Regions from separate parts of the Mus musculus genome. Here region 2 is linked to region 1. A link is a loop called in an ENCODE intact Hi-C map of the cell type or tissue named here. Cell type or tissue: heart. All regions are shown on one strand.

Region 1 (8,000 bases):
ACTAATTATTTTAATTGGTTGTGTCATCCAGCTGGAATCTATCTTTTGGAGAAATCAATTAGGTCACCATTGGACTAAGACAAACTCAAATTCCATCTGTTATTTTTCTTGAACAAATCAAGTTACATTCAGCTTTTCCATCCTCAGAAAGTATAAAAACATTCTTTCACTGAATTGGAATATACCATAAGTATGATTTTGTTTTCCTTCCTTCATTCTAATCAAGTCCAAACCAAAGCCTCTCCTTTTTCTAGTTTTCTATGTTATTGGTCCATTTCACTTTGCCTGAGAATCACAGGTGAATATAATTTCAGAAAACGAACTAAAGTCTTTGTGAACCTATAACATTTATGGTGCTAACTTAGCCAATGATCATAATTAGCTCTTAAGACCCCAAGAACAGAAGTGATAAAAAAAAAAAAAGCATGAGGACTGGCCTATCTTTGAATACTCACAGTATTCATTCAGGAATGAGATATTCTAAACCTAGAGATATGGAAACAAAAGCATCATTACCAAGAACAGGACCAAGAATGGAATTGATACAAGTAAATAACTGATCTGACTTCCTACCTGTGGGTCACTGTCAGGGACTTCAACCCCAATCTGTAGGATCACTTTAGAGAGAAAAATGCTATGGTTGTTAAATCTTGGTCTCACTTGAATGTAAACAGACAAGAGCAACTTTCATACTACTCTCCTTATCTTGGTGCTTCAAACCACATACCAAAATAGGATGTGGTGATATCCTTTAAAATGATAGGGAACTATAATAGTGTTCTTCCAGGGGAATGTAAATCCCGTCTCCCCCCCACCCCAAAATAAACACACACACACAGGAGCCAATCTGATGCAACTCAGAGCAGGGTCTTTATTCTATTCAACCTATCTTGGGCTCCTGCCCCCAACACACCACCATCATGCAGGACTCTTGGTGGTTGGGGAGTCCTGAATGTCTATCAGGGCAAGGGGTTATAGTAAAAAGAAGGAAGTACTTGTACAAGCATCTAATTAGAAAGCTACTGTAGACTTTAACATAATTGGCTGGGGCTTGGAGTCATATCATAAACTTAACTTCTGCTCCCATCTGCATTGGTGGTCATTAGGCAGGGGGTGGTCTTGTAAAGTGGAGGTGCAGGTTTGTTGGGGGAATAACTTGGAGACACAGGTCTTGTTGAGGATGTAACCTGAAAACTCTGGTCTTGTTGGAGATTGGCCTAGAGAATGGAGCTAAGCTCTGGTTTTGTTGGGGGACAACTTGGAAACTAATGGTGGGTACCAACCTGTTAGTTAACCTGAGTTCAAACTTAGGTCAGGTTCTCTAAAATGGAGTCTGAACTTAAAAGCATTGGCCTCTCATCCCCCACCCACCCCTTTCTCTGTGACTAGAAGGCCCAATCATGGAACTTTCTGAAGCTTCATAAAAACAGTAACAGGGCTATGTCGTTGTGATGTCCCTGATGCATGGGTAGGGGCCCATCAGTGGGAGATAAGAAGGTGTCTTGAGGCTGAATTCGCCTCCTGCTAGCCTGCGTCTTCAACTGCAAATGGATGTGTGATGGATCCACACTGTAATTATGTAGCACAGGGACCCATTTAGTGAGGCTCTAGTGACCCCTGGGTATCAGTGTCTCTTGACTAGGACCCAATCTCAGGGCTAAAGTTAACACCAGAAAATATTTGTATCTGAGTGTTCTTGGTTTTATCTCTATGACGTCCATTTTCTGATAGACTCTTGGCTTGGTTCTCCAGTATTGATTATTGGGGTCCTTTTTATTGGTAAATGCATTAGTCAATTGACAGGCCTTACAGTCTTTAACAATTTCAACTATTTTCAAATTGGCATCTCTAATTTTGATGTGGGACCAGCAGACTAAGTCCTGCATTCATTGGGATCCCATGTGGGAAGAACCATAGATCTTTTTCAGTATGTGTAGACCCATTTTCTCTGGTACAATTAGTTTGTAGTCAGCTGTCCTCTGTCATCTCTTATGACACTGAGACATGGGCAGGTTTTTGGCCCAGATCACAACTTCTGTCTGATCAGAGAGTGTGGGGTCTCCTGGGTCTAGTGCAATCAAGGTCATGAGGGGCCTAATTTCTAGTGGCCACCCACTGGACTGTCTTGCTGCCCTCTGGGATGGAGTTTAGTCCTTTCTTCTGCCATCAGAATGCCTCTCTCCCTATAAATAGCCCCATGGAAATGAGCAGAAGCAAAGACACACCAACCATCTGTGTCTCTTGTCTTTTCTCAGCTCTAAAGCCTTGGTCAGAGCTTCCAGTCCAGCTTTCTTGGCTGACATTTCTGCCAGGAGTAGCTCTGCACATATTACCTCAGTGTTTGAGTCCACTGCTACCACAGCATACCTCTGTCCATCCAGAATGAGGCTGGTGCCATTGGTGAACCATGTGACCTCTGCATCCATCTGAGCATCCACGCAGAGGCCCATCAATCAAGGTCAGGGTCAGGCAGCTGAAAAGTTATCCTGGGGACATTCAAGAAGAGAGGCTGGTAATGAGTCCTTCTGGCATCATCTTTAACCAGGAGGTCACGGCTGCACTGATGTGTAAACAGGGAGGGGGGAGCTTCTGGCAATTGGTGACACATTGGCCATTGGCTGATGCCAGGCCCCTGAGTCTGAACATGCATCCCCCAGGTCTAGGGAGGTCACCTGTAGTTGACAGAGTAAGGCTGTCTTATAGGAGGCTCAATACTTCAAATTTTTAGGACATCTAAGTAATCTTGAGTTCATGTTTTGTCTCTATTGTCACTGGGAAGTCATTTTTTTATTTCTAAGGTTATCCTGTACTTGGAGAAGGGCACATTTGATCTTTAGGACACCCTTTATCCTCTTCTTCTAAGACTATCTGTTTTTAGGTGTCTTCTGTGGTCTTCTGGTTTGGTCTTGGCTGCCAACAGGATCTTTGCTATGTCCCAATCTGTTGCTTCTGTGCTCTCATCTACTTTTCCTCTATAATCTCTCTTTTATTAAATACTCTCCCTGTCACTATCATTATGTCTCTCAAATTCTTTCCTCTTAATCTTTCAGCTCTCTGGAGGTTTTTCTTAATATTTGGTGTTTCCTTCTTAATAAAGCTAGAGTGATGGCTGCCTTTGTCCTTGGTGATTTAGAGTCCATGAGGGTGTATTATCAAAATGCCTCCATTAGCCTCTCTAAAAAAGCTGTAGGGCTTTTATTTTCTCTCTACCTAATATTGTACACTCTGGCCCAATTTGTGAACCATCTTGTGGTCACCTTGTGATCTACCAACTGAGTCTGACAGTACACCAGGAGCCTCACTTACCTTCAATGGTATTGAAATCTGGGTGAGTTAGGGGAAGGCAAGCATATTGGAGAGGACACACTATGGGGCCAGGAACCAGCTTCTTGGCCTCTTCTGTAGTGAAGGGAACCTGTAGAATGTGATAGAGGTAGCCTATCTCATGTTAATAAGTCCAGCAAAGTCAAAGTCACTTCATCAAAGTCATCTTGTCAAAGTTATCTCATCAATGTCACCTTGTCAAAAAGTCAACTTGTCAATGTCATCTGTCAAAGTCATCTGTCAAAGTTGTTTTAAAATAAGAAACACAAAGACAACATACAAAACTACAAAAAAAAAACACCTCCCTATTTGTCACAAAAACAAAAAAACTACCAGAAAGTGGTGCTCATGTAAAAGACCTCCCTATAACACCCAAAACACAAGTCCAACCTTTTCTGTCTGTCAGGCAGAAATGAGAAATACCAGAAAATGGCGCACACCCACAAGAAAAGAATGAGATTGGTGTTTTTCTCATGGCTCCCCTGAGCCCATGCCCACCCCAGACTCATGCTGTCTCCTGGCCCCGCCTTAGCCACAGCTTCCCGATATGTCTATCCTAGCTGAAACTGGATACATACACAATCAAGACCCTGTTCCCATTCGGGTAGATACCTCTGCTCCCCAAGCTGACATCCACGCAAACTGAGGCTCGGGATGTCTCCTGCCCCCTCTGTAGCCATGGTTCCCAGATATGTCTATCCTAATCGAAACTGTCCACCAAAACAAATTCAAGGCCTTGTACCCAGAATGATGTGACACGGTTTAAGATCAGTGAACAGAAAAGGTCACAACTAGAAACAAAAATCAACCTAAACCAGAAAAAATACAGCCTGTAGTAACAAGAATCAACTCGAATGTGGTGGTCACAAAAGACAGGTGTGGAGCCAGTCAATCTGTGAACAGAGACTGCAGGCAAGCAAAAAGCAATACCAGAAAAAAATAAAGTATGTAGTAAGAAGAACCAACCAGAAGGGGGCGCTCAGACACATGACAACCTTAGTATTGCACAAATATTGACTCAGACATGGAAAAATTACCATGGCAACATAAGTCATTTATCTTTTCACGAGTTTTCGTTTCCATCTGTAATCACAGAAAGCTCTGTTTCAATCACAGAAAGCTTCTAACATTCAGACAAATTAGCCGCCACACAAATCACAAGCTTTTGCGCCACTGTGCAAGCACTGGCCTGTTGAGACCACATAGAAAGCTTCTGACACTCAAGATTCCTCAGCGCAGCACAAGCCTAGAAGAATTACCATGGCAACACAAGCCACCAGGTTCCACACAAATACATCATCTCAGGACAGCTGGAAGTGTTCCACATTTATCTTACACAAGCTTGCTTCCATTCTGCTGTGCAGATCTCACACAGAAAGCTCAGATACTTCATCTCTCAGACGGAAAAGGCAGGAAGATTAACACAACGTTCCAAACATAAAACCACAAATACAGCCGGGCAGTGGTGGTGCAGGACTTTAATCCCAGCACTTGGGAGGCAGAGGCAGGTTGATTTCTGACTTTGAGGCCAGCCTGGTCTACAGAGTGAGTTCCAGGACAGCCAGGACTGTACAGAGAAACCCTGCCTTGAAAAAACAAACAAACAAACAAACAAACAAAATAAAACAACAACAACAAAATATCCCCACAAATACCTAGACAAGTTGTGCCAGCTTCAAGACCCTCCAGATAGTAGTCCTGTGCGTCATGGGGAACTTCCTGGCCAATGCACCAAAGTGTTGTGCCAGGGATTGTTTGTGATCCCCCCACCCCTACCCCCAAAACAGACAGGTGCCAATCTGATGCAACTCACAGCAGGGTCTTTATTCCATTCAATCTATCTCACCCTCCCCCGCAACACACCACCATCACACAGGATGGTTTTGGTGGTGGTAAAGCCCCAAATATAGGGCAAGGCTTTATAGTAAGCAGCAAGCAGGGCGTACGTGTGCAAGCATCTAATTGGAATGCCACTATAGCCTTCAACATTATTGCCTGGTGTTGAGAGTCATATCATAAACTTAATTTCTGCTCCCCTACTCATTGATGGTCATTAGGCAGCGAGTGGACCTATAACCTGGGGTGCAGGTTTGCTGGGGTAATAACCTGGAGACACTGGTCTTGTTGAGGCTGTAACCTGGAAACTCTGGTCTTGTTGGGGATTGGCCTAGAGACTGAAGCTAGGCTTGGGTTTTATTGGGGGTCAACTTGGAAATTAATGCTAGGTACCTGCCTGTTAGTTTACCTGAGTTCAAACTTAGTTCAGGTTCTCTAAAATGGAGTCGAACTTAAAAGATTTGGCATCTCAGTAGCAGAATTATGATTCTGTATTCTCTTTTGTAATTCAGTACTGTTGCAAGATTTTCCCTGTCCAATCACATTAGGGCAGTGGGAGGCCTGTTATTGGACAGGACATGGGGAGGTGGAGCTAAAAGTTGCAGAGAAAAAGAGAGCATATCTGAGTAGGGTGAGAACCAAGATGGCTGTGGACATGTATCCACGTGGTATTTTCCAGCCACAGGTAGCTATGATTTCACAAGGTTAGAAATATTTGGATAAAGCTTTTATCATTATCAATTGTCTTTGAAATTATTGTATTGGCTTCTTGTACATTGTGATATTATTGATACATAAATCTCATAGGTTAACTAAGGGTCTTGATTCTACCGGGGTACTGGGTATTATGATATGGTGGCTGACTGTGGGGTGCATGGTAGTGAGTGGAACTTGGAGGCCTCCACAGGAGAGATGGCTCAGCAGAAGCCCTGTGGTCCAGCGTAGCTGGAGAGTTGGCGATTCATTTTAATATTTCTCATAACACAGTACTCTTCTGACTTCATAAGTACTTAATTCTAGATAGTCTCATAGATTTTCTTTGTACCTCACAGGCCCCTTATGAAGGAGCTAGAGAAATTACCCAAGGAGCTAAAGGGAACTGCAACCCTATAGGTGGAACAACAATATGAACTAACCAGTACCCCGGAGCTCTTGTCTTTAGCTGCATATGTATCAAAAGATGGCCTAGTCGGTCATCACTGCAAAGAGAGGCCCATTGGACTTGCAAACTTTATATGCCCCAGTACAGGGGAACACCAGGGCCAAAAAGGGGCAGTGGGTGGGTAGGAGATTGGGGGTGGGTGGGTATGGGGGACCTTTGGGATAGCATTGAAAATGTAAATGAGGAAAATACCTAATAATAAAAAAAAAGAATATTCCATGCCTTGATGCCTGTCCAGTCTACCATACTGAAAACTGATATGCCATTGCAGTGAAAAGCGAGAACCCAGTTCTTTTTTCAGATACTTGGGGGAAAGAGACAAGGGACATGGCTTCAGGTGCATCATAAAAGACACTGATGTTTTCTTGCAGCTCAAGAGTTTATTAATGAAGGGGATTGGGCCATTTGGAATTTGTACGGTTGGCCGCTAACAGTTGCATCCTGAATCTTAATGAGGAAGAGGGTCACCTGCAGTTGTTGGCCATGGGTGATGTTATCCTAGGAACATAATGAGACCTCTCTTTGGATTCCTGGTGCCAGGACTTGGGACCAGCATTATTTGATTGGCTTTTCTTCGTCTTCATCATTTTGTGTTGAGATGATGTTTTTTAGGATTTCAGCATAGTACGGGCTAAACACATGCTGGTTGTGGTGCATCAGATTAACAAACTTCCATCCTAGTTCTGCTAACTCTGGCTCAATGAAAAGAAAGCATCCAGGGAAGTCTAGAAGAGATTCTTGCATGCCACGAATCAAACAGCATTTAAGAAATAAATGCATCCGTTGTTCTGTCATAGGGGGAAAAAAGAAAGTAGAAATGGGTTTCAGAAGAAACTGACAGTTCACTGTCTGCTCATCAAAGCTTTACGTTTTTTTCACTGTGGTGGTTTGAACAAGATGGCCCAATAAACTCATATGTTTCAATGTTTAGTCACCAAGTAATAGAACTTTTTAATGAGATTAGAAGGATTAGGAGATATGGCCTTTTTGAAGGAAGTATGTCACTAGATATGAGTGTGAGGTTTTAAAAGCCCATGCAAGACCCAGACTCTCTGCTTGCAGATCAGGATTTTGCTTTCAGCTACTTCAGTACTACCCCTGCCTGCTCCCGTGTTCCCTGTCATAATAATAGACTATACCCCTGAAACGGAAAGCAGTCCCCCAATTAAATGCTTTCTTTTATGAGAATTGTCTTGGTTGTGGTGTATCATCACAACAATCAAACAGTGGCCAAGACATTCATTTTTTCATTTGTATGTATTATTTCAGTTCTTTTTGGAATAAAGACATACCATCAAACACCAAAAGATAATGAATTATCAAAAATGTTAATCTAGGACATGAGGTGTAACTTAATAGCCAAATGCCTGGAGAGCATATGCACGGTATGGAGATTGATCCACAGCACATACCCTCAACAAACACACAGACTCAATGTTGAAGTCAGAAATACAATTGTGGCTTTTGGTCATTGGATTATTTCTTAAAATGATTTTTACATGTTTATAATTGAGATGCTAGTATGTATTTTGCCTAACAAGATCATCATAAACATCATACCTGAAATTCCAAGAACATATTTAAGCTGATATACTAAGTTTAGACCCATATACACAAATTAGAGTATAAGAAGTTAAAAGAAAACTAGCCAGGGTCTGGAAGTTAAAAGCACTGACTT
Region 2 (8,000 bases), 90 kb after region 1:
AATGTAATGACTCCTTCTCCCACTGCATCTAATTAACCACCGTTAGTTCCTCAGACAGCTATGCTACTCCAAACGCCTCTGCCTATTTATAATGGAGTGGTCTGAAACCACAGCTGCTATGACTTCATAGGTGAAATAGCCATGCCACATACAGAAGACAGAAGATGGTGTTTCAAAGAGTTTATCTCAAAAACCAGCCTTATTTTCTTTCTGATAGCATTTTTGCAATGTTCCTTTGGAACCTTGAAAGGGAAATACAGATATTCCTTTAGAGATGAGTGGTCAACTGTCAGTTATTTTCAGCTCTTTGACCACTCTCCATGTTGTCACCCACTGCAAACAGAGCTGCCTCTTCATCTTTTCTTTTCTTTCCTTTTCTTTTCTTTTCTTTTCTTTTCTTTTCTTTTCTTTTCTTTTCTTTTCTTTTCTTTTCTTTCCTTTCCTTTCCTTTCCTTTCCCTTCCTTCCTTCCTTCCTTCCTTCCTTCCTTCCTTCCTTCCTCCCACCCTCCCTCCTTCTATCCCTTCTTTCTTTCTCTGTGTAACAAACAGCCTTAGCTGTCCTGGACTTGCTCTGTAGACCAGCCTGGCCTCAAACTCACAGAGATCCACCTGCCCCTGCCTCCCAAGATGCTGGGATTAAAGATGTTTGCTACCATTGCCAGGCTAAACAAGGATGAGAGAAGCACTAACATATGGGTATAAATGTAAATGTTTAGAGAAGAGGTGGTAGTTTATTCCTTTACTCCAAGCACTACAGAGGCAGGTCCAGCTCTGAGTTTGTAGCCAGGTCTGGTCTACATATCAACTTTCAGACCATCCAGATCTACACAGTGAGACACTTATCTAAAACCAAAACCAAAACCAAATCCACACATACCCATAAATCAGTGTGATTGTGTTTACTTAGCAAGACAACTTCCTCAGTAGAAATAGAAGCTTCCTCCCATGGGGCTGGTGAGATGGCTCAGTGGGTAAGAGCACCCGACTGCTCTTCCGAAGGTCCAGAGTTCAAATCCCAGCAACCACATGGTGGCTCACAATCTTCTGTAAGGAGTGTCTGAAGACAGCAACAGTGTATTTACATATAATAAATAAATCTTAAAAAAAAAAAGAGTGAGTTCCAGGTCAGCCAGGGCTATACAGAGAAACCCTGTCTCAAAAACCAAAAAAAAAAAAAAAAAAAAAAGAAGAAGAAGCTTCCTCCCTTGCACCCATGACTTTGTTAACTATGGAGTACTGACCAGTATTCCAGTACTTGGCATGGCTTCCCTCCTGGGAAATTAGTTTCAAATACAATTAAAGCAGTTCACTTTCCAAGTAGCTGTCATTCTGATATTGCAACACTAAGTAAATATTTTCTGACATGCCAACAAAGTAGTTCACAGAGTTCACAGCTTCCTAGGACCATTCATAGCTTTTCTTTCTCCAGTAGCCCAAATAGCATCCTATTTTGGCACTATGAAAGGTAACCAGGCAGTAGGGACCCTTCCAGCTAGCTGTCAGCTTGATTTCTTTGGAATCTGCGACCAAAATATCAAAGTTTGAAATGTGTTTAGCCATGGGAACCTATTTTGTTGTTGTTGTTGTTGTTGTTGTTGTTGATCTGGAAATAACCAAGAGCAATAGAAATTGGGTGTATTGGAAACCACTGAGGCTTCTTTGATCAACAACTCATAGTAAGGTACCTGATGTTTGGTACTAAGGTGTGTGTGTGTGTGTGTGTGTGTGTGTGTGTGTGTGTGTGTGTGTATTCATTATCCATTTATATACTCATGGACATATAATCTGGTCTGATTCCATTTCTCAGCTATTCTGAATACAGCCACAATGGACATGGATATGCAAGTATCTCTGTGGTGGATTATGGAGCTCTTTTGGAATGTTCTTGGGAATGGTATAAGTGAGTCACACAGTGCTTCTAATTTTTACTTTTTAAGAAACCCCCATGCTGATTTCCATAGTGGTTTCACCAGTTCTACCAGTTTACACTTCCACCAACAGTGGGTGGATAAGCTTTTTTTTCCCCCCATATCCCCATCAGGATTTGTCAAGAAAACAACTGGCACCAAACACTATTGAAGATGCAGCATATGTTTAAGGGTTTAAAGATACATTAAAGTTAAAAGGCTTACTAGGGGAAATGATAATGGCATTCTGTCGATGCGCCAGTAGCCAAAAAGACCCTGAAACTGGAAAATGGTTTGAGTGGATTTATCCAGAGTTGACCACTACTTCCTGTTTTCTCTTTCTTTCTTTCTTTCTTTCTTTCTTTCTTTCTTTCTTTCTTTCTTTCTTTCTTTCTTTCTATTAGATATTTTCTTCATTTACATTTCAAATGCTATCCCAAAAGTCCCCTATATCTTCCCCCCACCCTGCTCCCCTACCCACCCACTCCTGCTTCCTGGTACTATTCCTGGTACTGTACTGGGGCATATGATCTTCGCAAGACCAAGGGCCTCTCCTCCCATTGATGGCCGGCTAGGCCATCCTCTGCTACATATCCAACTAGAGACACAAGCTCTGGGGGGTACTGGTTAGTTCATATTGTTGTTCCACCTATAGGGTTGCAGACCCCTTTAGCTCCTTGGGTACTTTTTCTAGCTCATTCATTGGGGTCCCTGTGTTCCATCCAATAGCTGACTCTGAGCATCCACTTCTGTATTTGCTAGGCCCCATCATAGTCTCACAAGAGACAGCTATATCAGGGTCCTTTCAGCAAAATCTTTCTGGCATATGCAATAGTGTCTGGGTTTGGTGGTTGTTTATGGGATGGATCCCTGGGTGGGGCAGTCTCTGGATGGTCTTTCCTTCCGTCTCAGCTTTGGAACTTGTCTCTGTAACTCCTTCCATGGGTATTTTGTTCCCTATTCTAAGGAGGAATAAAGTATCCACATGTTGGTCTTCTTTCTTCTTGATTTTCTTGTGTTTTGCAAATTGTATCTTGGATAGTCTAAGTTTCTGGGCTAATATCCACTTATCAATGAGTGCATATCATGTGTGTTCTTTTGTGATTAGGTTACCTTACTCAGGATGATGCCCTCCAGTCCATCCATTTGCCTAAGTTAATACCAGCCTTATTTATAATAGCCAGAAGCTGGAAAGAACCCAGATGTCCCTCTTTCTTTCTTTCTTTCTTTCTTTCTTTCTTTCTTCCTTCCTTCCTTCCTTCCTTTCTTTCTTCCTTCCTTTTTCTCTTTTCTTTCCTTCTCTCCTCTTCTCTTCTCTTCTCTTCTCTCTCCCTCTCTCTATCTCTCTCTCTTTAACTGTTTTTAGGGCCCTGGGCTGGCCCATCTGGAGGGACCACTACCACCTATTTTTTACAATTATGTTTTATTGAGCCTCCCACCAAAACTATTTTCATCTTGTGTCCTGGGTCATGAAGATGGTCTGTCTGGACTGACCATCACCACCTAGTATTGTTCCTTATAGGCTGGTTATTCCTTCCAAAAGTTAACCTCCTGCCTCATGACATTATCAGGTTTTCTGATAATGTAGACTGGGACTGAGGGGAAACCATGCACTTTTATTAAGGCAATTTCAAAATTACAAACATCCCTGAAACAGGAAAAATGTCTCTCATCATAATCTACTAATGTCATAGCTCAGCTTAGAGTTGAGGCATACAGGACTGATGGGCTGGGACATTTCTAAGTGGTATACATGTTAGAAACACTTTCTGATTCTAAGGCTTATTTTAATTAAATTTATGTTCAAATAGATAATACAAACATGAGGCCCAGCATTCAAGATGCAAGGACTTATATAGTCAGAGATTTAGGGGGCAAGAAACGTGAGGGAACAAGCCCGGAGAAATCCACAGAGCAGGGACTGGTGTTGGTCCACGGGTACAAAGATACTTTGGTATTATGTCTTGTCAGTAAGAAGATTCTTGTTTTCCCAGTGCCTAGATTAAATCCAAGCCACTGCACCTTATGGTAGTGAGGTCATCCTGGAGTAGAACTCGTCTGCACAGTTCTTTTTCTCCCTGTTTTTCCTCTATCCTTACTTCATGTTATCTAAAACTATTTCAAAACAAGAAACATGCCGGACAATAAGAGCAAAAGATTTCAAGGGGTGGCAACAGGAAACATAAAAAGGGAGATTGAAAAACAAAACAAAACAAAACAAAAACGGTCTGGCAGCAGAGCAGTTTTCCATAGGTTCTGCCGCTGCAGCAAGAATTTTATGCAAACAAGCCCTTACAGGTGCATCACTGGCGGATTTTGCTTGTAGAAGGAACAGTTTAGAATTTGTTGGAATAAATGAGAATTTTTATTTGTAATTTCAGCGTTGAGAACCGCCCCACCCCCAGCATCGTTTCTACCTTGAGCCCCTCCCCTACCTAACCAGCTCACTTCAGTGGGCGGTGGGTTTAGTGAGGAACGTGTAAAAACACTAGAATTCTTTGCTATCCTTCCGCCCGGTAAGGCGGCCGCTTTTTCTTCTGACGCCACAGCGTGAAAACCGCATGCATTTCGAAATGGAAAGACATGTCTAAGAAGGAAGCTAAAACCGACATTTGGTAATCGCCTGCTTGCGGGTGCTTGGCGCGGTTTTCCCTAGTTCGGGATCAGAACCTAAGTGTCGCAGTGTGCGCCACAGTAGTATCACTCCGCTTCCCTAAGCCGGAACTCCTTAAATAACTCTAGCTCCTCCCTCTGCGGGCCTCCGTAATGACGTAGCCGCGCCTAGTGCGTCCCGGCGGATGTAGGTAGCTATGTAGTCGCTTCGTGAGGGACCGGAGAGAGGAGTGGGTACCGAAAGGTGACAGTAATTTGCTAGTCATGGCCCTTCATCTTGTCCTACATCCCAAGCTCCCGGCAAGCCCCTAAATTACAGTCGCCGCCATTGCCTCTGCTCCCTGCGGCGGACTGCCGACGGCGTTTGCCTGCCTCCTTTCTGTGTGGGAAGGCGCCGCCGGAGAGAACGCACCTAAGAAAACTGCCTTGGATTCAAGCAGAACAGGTCAGTAAGAAGGAGGGCATTGCTTGGGGTTGTGGTTGCGGGTTCCATGATTGGTGCGGGATTGGTGACCTGATTTTAGGGGGCGAGTGTTGGGAAGACAGACTAGGGAGGATGAGAAAAAGCTATCTACGTTTCCAGAAACTCGCTTCATCACGTTTGGGAAGGGAGATGGATGCAATGGCATCATCTACTGGGGAGATGGCGTACTTGTCAGAGAAAGGACTACCACCACTGATGAACGCAGTTGTCTGAGGAGCCTTGAGAATCAGGAAGGAGATACACAAAGGGGTTATAGATGTGGGAACATTAAATCTTGTGTTGGGTGTATTCGAAGATTGCACATTCTTATCTGACCATTAATTAACCATATCTTACTCAGTGCGATTTCATTTGATTTGGGGCTATCACACATTCATTTGTGTGGATAGATTTTGTGCCAAGTTTGCATTTCTCCACGTTTCAGGGCGGCAGATCAAAAGGGGAGGGGAGAAGATAAACAAAACTGACCTGATTTCTGTACTGTGGGAGAAAGCTGCAAGACTAGGTAGGGTTCTAGAATAATTTCTACATCTCCTCTTTTCCAGCCTTCCAGAAATGCCCTCCGCGTTACCCCAACTATGTTGCAGAATGTGATAGGTTTGTGTGGGTGGGTGGGGGATAATCATAAGAATGTGTAAGAAAATTGAAAATGATACTTTTCATTATTTCCCCAGCTTCCTGTTATTGTCAGGCGTTTCATCCCTACTGCTACCAGTACGACCAACTGTGCAGAGATGATTTAGTTGTCCCTTCATGGAAATGATCAGGCTTTAAGAATATAGCAGAGGAACGTGGAGATTTGGGGGTGTCATGGGGGGATGACAAAAAGAAAGGGAATCAGAGAATTCTTTACCAAACAAGTATCTGTATCCAGCAAGCATTTATTCCGTAATTACTGTTTCCTAAATTATACTCAGTAGTGCTGTTCTCATGTTTGTGGATTTCCATTGATAGACACATCCGGAGGGTTGTATAACTTGGCTGTTGTGAATGTTTGTAAAATAACTGAATGTGAAGCTAGGAGATAATGAGAAGGCAATTGTCCAGATTCGAGGATTAGTGTGAAGACAGACAAGGATCACTGAGACTAGAATGTCACACCCTTCTGTTTTGTCAGTTTCTCGATGACCTCTAGCTGGTCTGTGGATTCACTTAGGAGTCTTGGTCTAACTCTAGAGATAGATGCAGGATGGGAACATCTTCCTTTAATCCCCTCTTTCCTGTCCTGCTCTAACACTTCATTATCAACCGATTTTTCAACTAAGGGATTACCGAAACAGTCACTCAAGAAGACAATGGAGGGCCCCAAGGGAGGAGGAGGAAGAGGAGGAGGAACAGCTTTGAAGCTGGTTAATGGAAGGAGAGGAAGACCAGGAAGGGAAAAGCTAGACAAGCTTCTCTGAGAAGGCAAGAATAAGGGCCAGGAACCAAGGTCTGTATCCCAAGAGCTGAGTTTCTCTGTCCTCTTTATCTATCTATAGGTTTGCCAGATCTGCTGCAGGGCTTGTCGCCAGTGGAAACAGAGAAAGGAGGAAACAATCCCTTGGCAAGAGCGCAGGTTAGTATGAACGTGGGGACTCCTCGAGTAAGACCTATAGTATGGAACAGTAAAGATTTGGTTGGCTCCAGCCTAGGTCAGCAGATAGCCTCGGAATTTTGCAGCCTCTCGTGTCCATCCAGCTTTCCTATTCTTTCTGCCCTTATTGGTGTCTGCAAAGACAAATTGGTAGCACATGAAGGTATAGACAGTGGGTGAACTGAAAGGAGGAGTTGGCTCCTTGTCTCCTTCTTCCCCATAGAGCACTGAATTTCCATACTTAACTATGTCTCTGTGCTTATCAGCATGAGAAGAAAGCAAATTGGAAGAGACTTAAAGCCCCATTTCCTTCCTCCACCCCTAGGTCCAACTTCAGTGACAGATCTGATGGCCTTGGAGTGGCTGAAGACCACCACCCTCCACAGGCCTGCGCCCCAGCACAGCTATCCTTTATCTTGAGTGAGCTTCCTCAACATGCTGTCTATATGATTGGCAGAAACTGTAGTTGGAAAGGGGCTGAATGACTACTGGACTTTATATGAAAACACCTACTTGGGGCTGACTTTCGGGCAAGGCTGAGACAGGGGCATATTTATATTAAGCTTTGCCTTTCTCTCGAACCATGATTGGCTCTAAAACTAAAAGGAAAGCTAGAGAAGAGTCTGGGGCTTCCTCAAAACCTGGAACCAATAGCCCTGCCAATGCTAAAGGAAAAGCCAAGAATCAGACCACTAAAGCCGTTAAGGCAGAACCAAAAGAAGAATGGGGGAACCAGGCTGAGGCTAGGGATGAAGCAGTGGCCAGGACACAGCCAGCCATTTCCACTGAGCCCAAGACTGTGACCTGGAAAGTAAAAAAAAAGAAAGATAAGACTAATGCTAGAGTCATGGCTCAGGCTAAGACAGAACTCCCGGCAGGGCCTGCTTTAGTGCCTCACACCAAGTCAGATGCTCTGCCTACATCTGTGGTCATTACTGTAACCAAGTCTGAAGTCAAGATTGACACTGGAATTGAGGCATCTCTCAAGGGCGCTGCCAAGGCTACTGATAAGCGCAGTATTAAGCAGAAGCCTGAGATAAAGAAAGAGGTCTGTGTCAAATCCAGGGCTGGGGACAAAGCTAAAGAGGTCTGTGTCAAATCCAGTGCTGGAGACAAAGCTAAAGAGGTCTGTGTCAAATCCAGGGCTGGGGACAAAGCTAAAGAGGTCTGTGTCAAATCCAGGGCTGGGGACAAAGCTAGTATTGTCATCAACACCACTGATGAGGATGAAGATTATGTGTGTTCCTGGTTTTGGACTGGAGAAGAGCCTAGTGTAGGGTCCTGGTTCTGGCCTAAAGAAGAAAATCCTCTTCAAGTTTATCAGCCCCCACCAAAGGTTGAAGAAGAACCTGAACCCCCAGATACATTCGACTATGCTTTAAAAAAAAAAGCTGCAGCATGGTTAAGGGGCAGGTTTAT

The links. Peaks named below come from ENCODE experiments on the same cell type or tissue, not always from the same donor. Only the 100,000 strongest peaks of a DNase experiment are listed, where the experiment ranks them.
Region 2: a loop joins it to region 1, with 2.5 times the contacts of the local background. A loop is called at or near these places in 9 of 42 quality-filtered maps.

Annotation. Positions count from the first base shown.
Region 1 is chrX:135,648,016-135,656,015 of GRCm38, forward strand. It overlaps Tcp11x2 (t-complex 11 family, X-linked 2), which reads right to left. Exons shown (of 10, transcript NM_027952.3): 10 at 6,683-7,110. The coding sequence ends at 6,878. Among named protein-coding and RNA genes, the nearest start is that of Prame, 24 kb to the left of the region's middle. In heart, a CTCF peak has its summit at 4,315 (motif pointing right); no DNase peak of the experiment used is centred here.
Region 2 is chrX:135,738,013-135,746,012 of GRCm38, forward strand. Gprasp1 (G protein-coupled receptor associated sorting protein 1) reads left to right here and starts at 4,680. Exons shown (of 11, transcript NM_026081.5): 1 at 4,680-4,966; 2 at 6,487-6,563. Armcx5 (armadillo repeat containing, X-linked 5) reads left to right here and starts at 4,680. Exons shown (of 4, transcript NM_001009575.5): 1 at 4,680-4,966; 2 at 5,551-5,602; 3 at 6,487-6,563; 4 at 6,907-8,000. The coding sequence starts at 7,165. In heart, no CTCF peak of the experiment used is centred here; a DNase peak (open chromatin) is centred at 4,669; H3K4me3 peaks cover 1,874 bases; H3K27ac peaks cover 1,342 bases.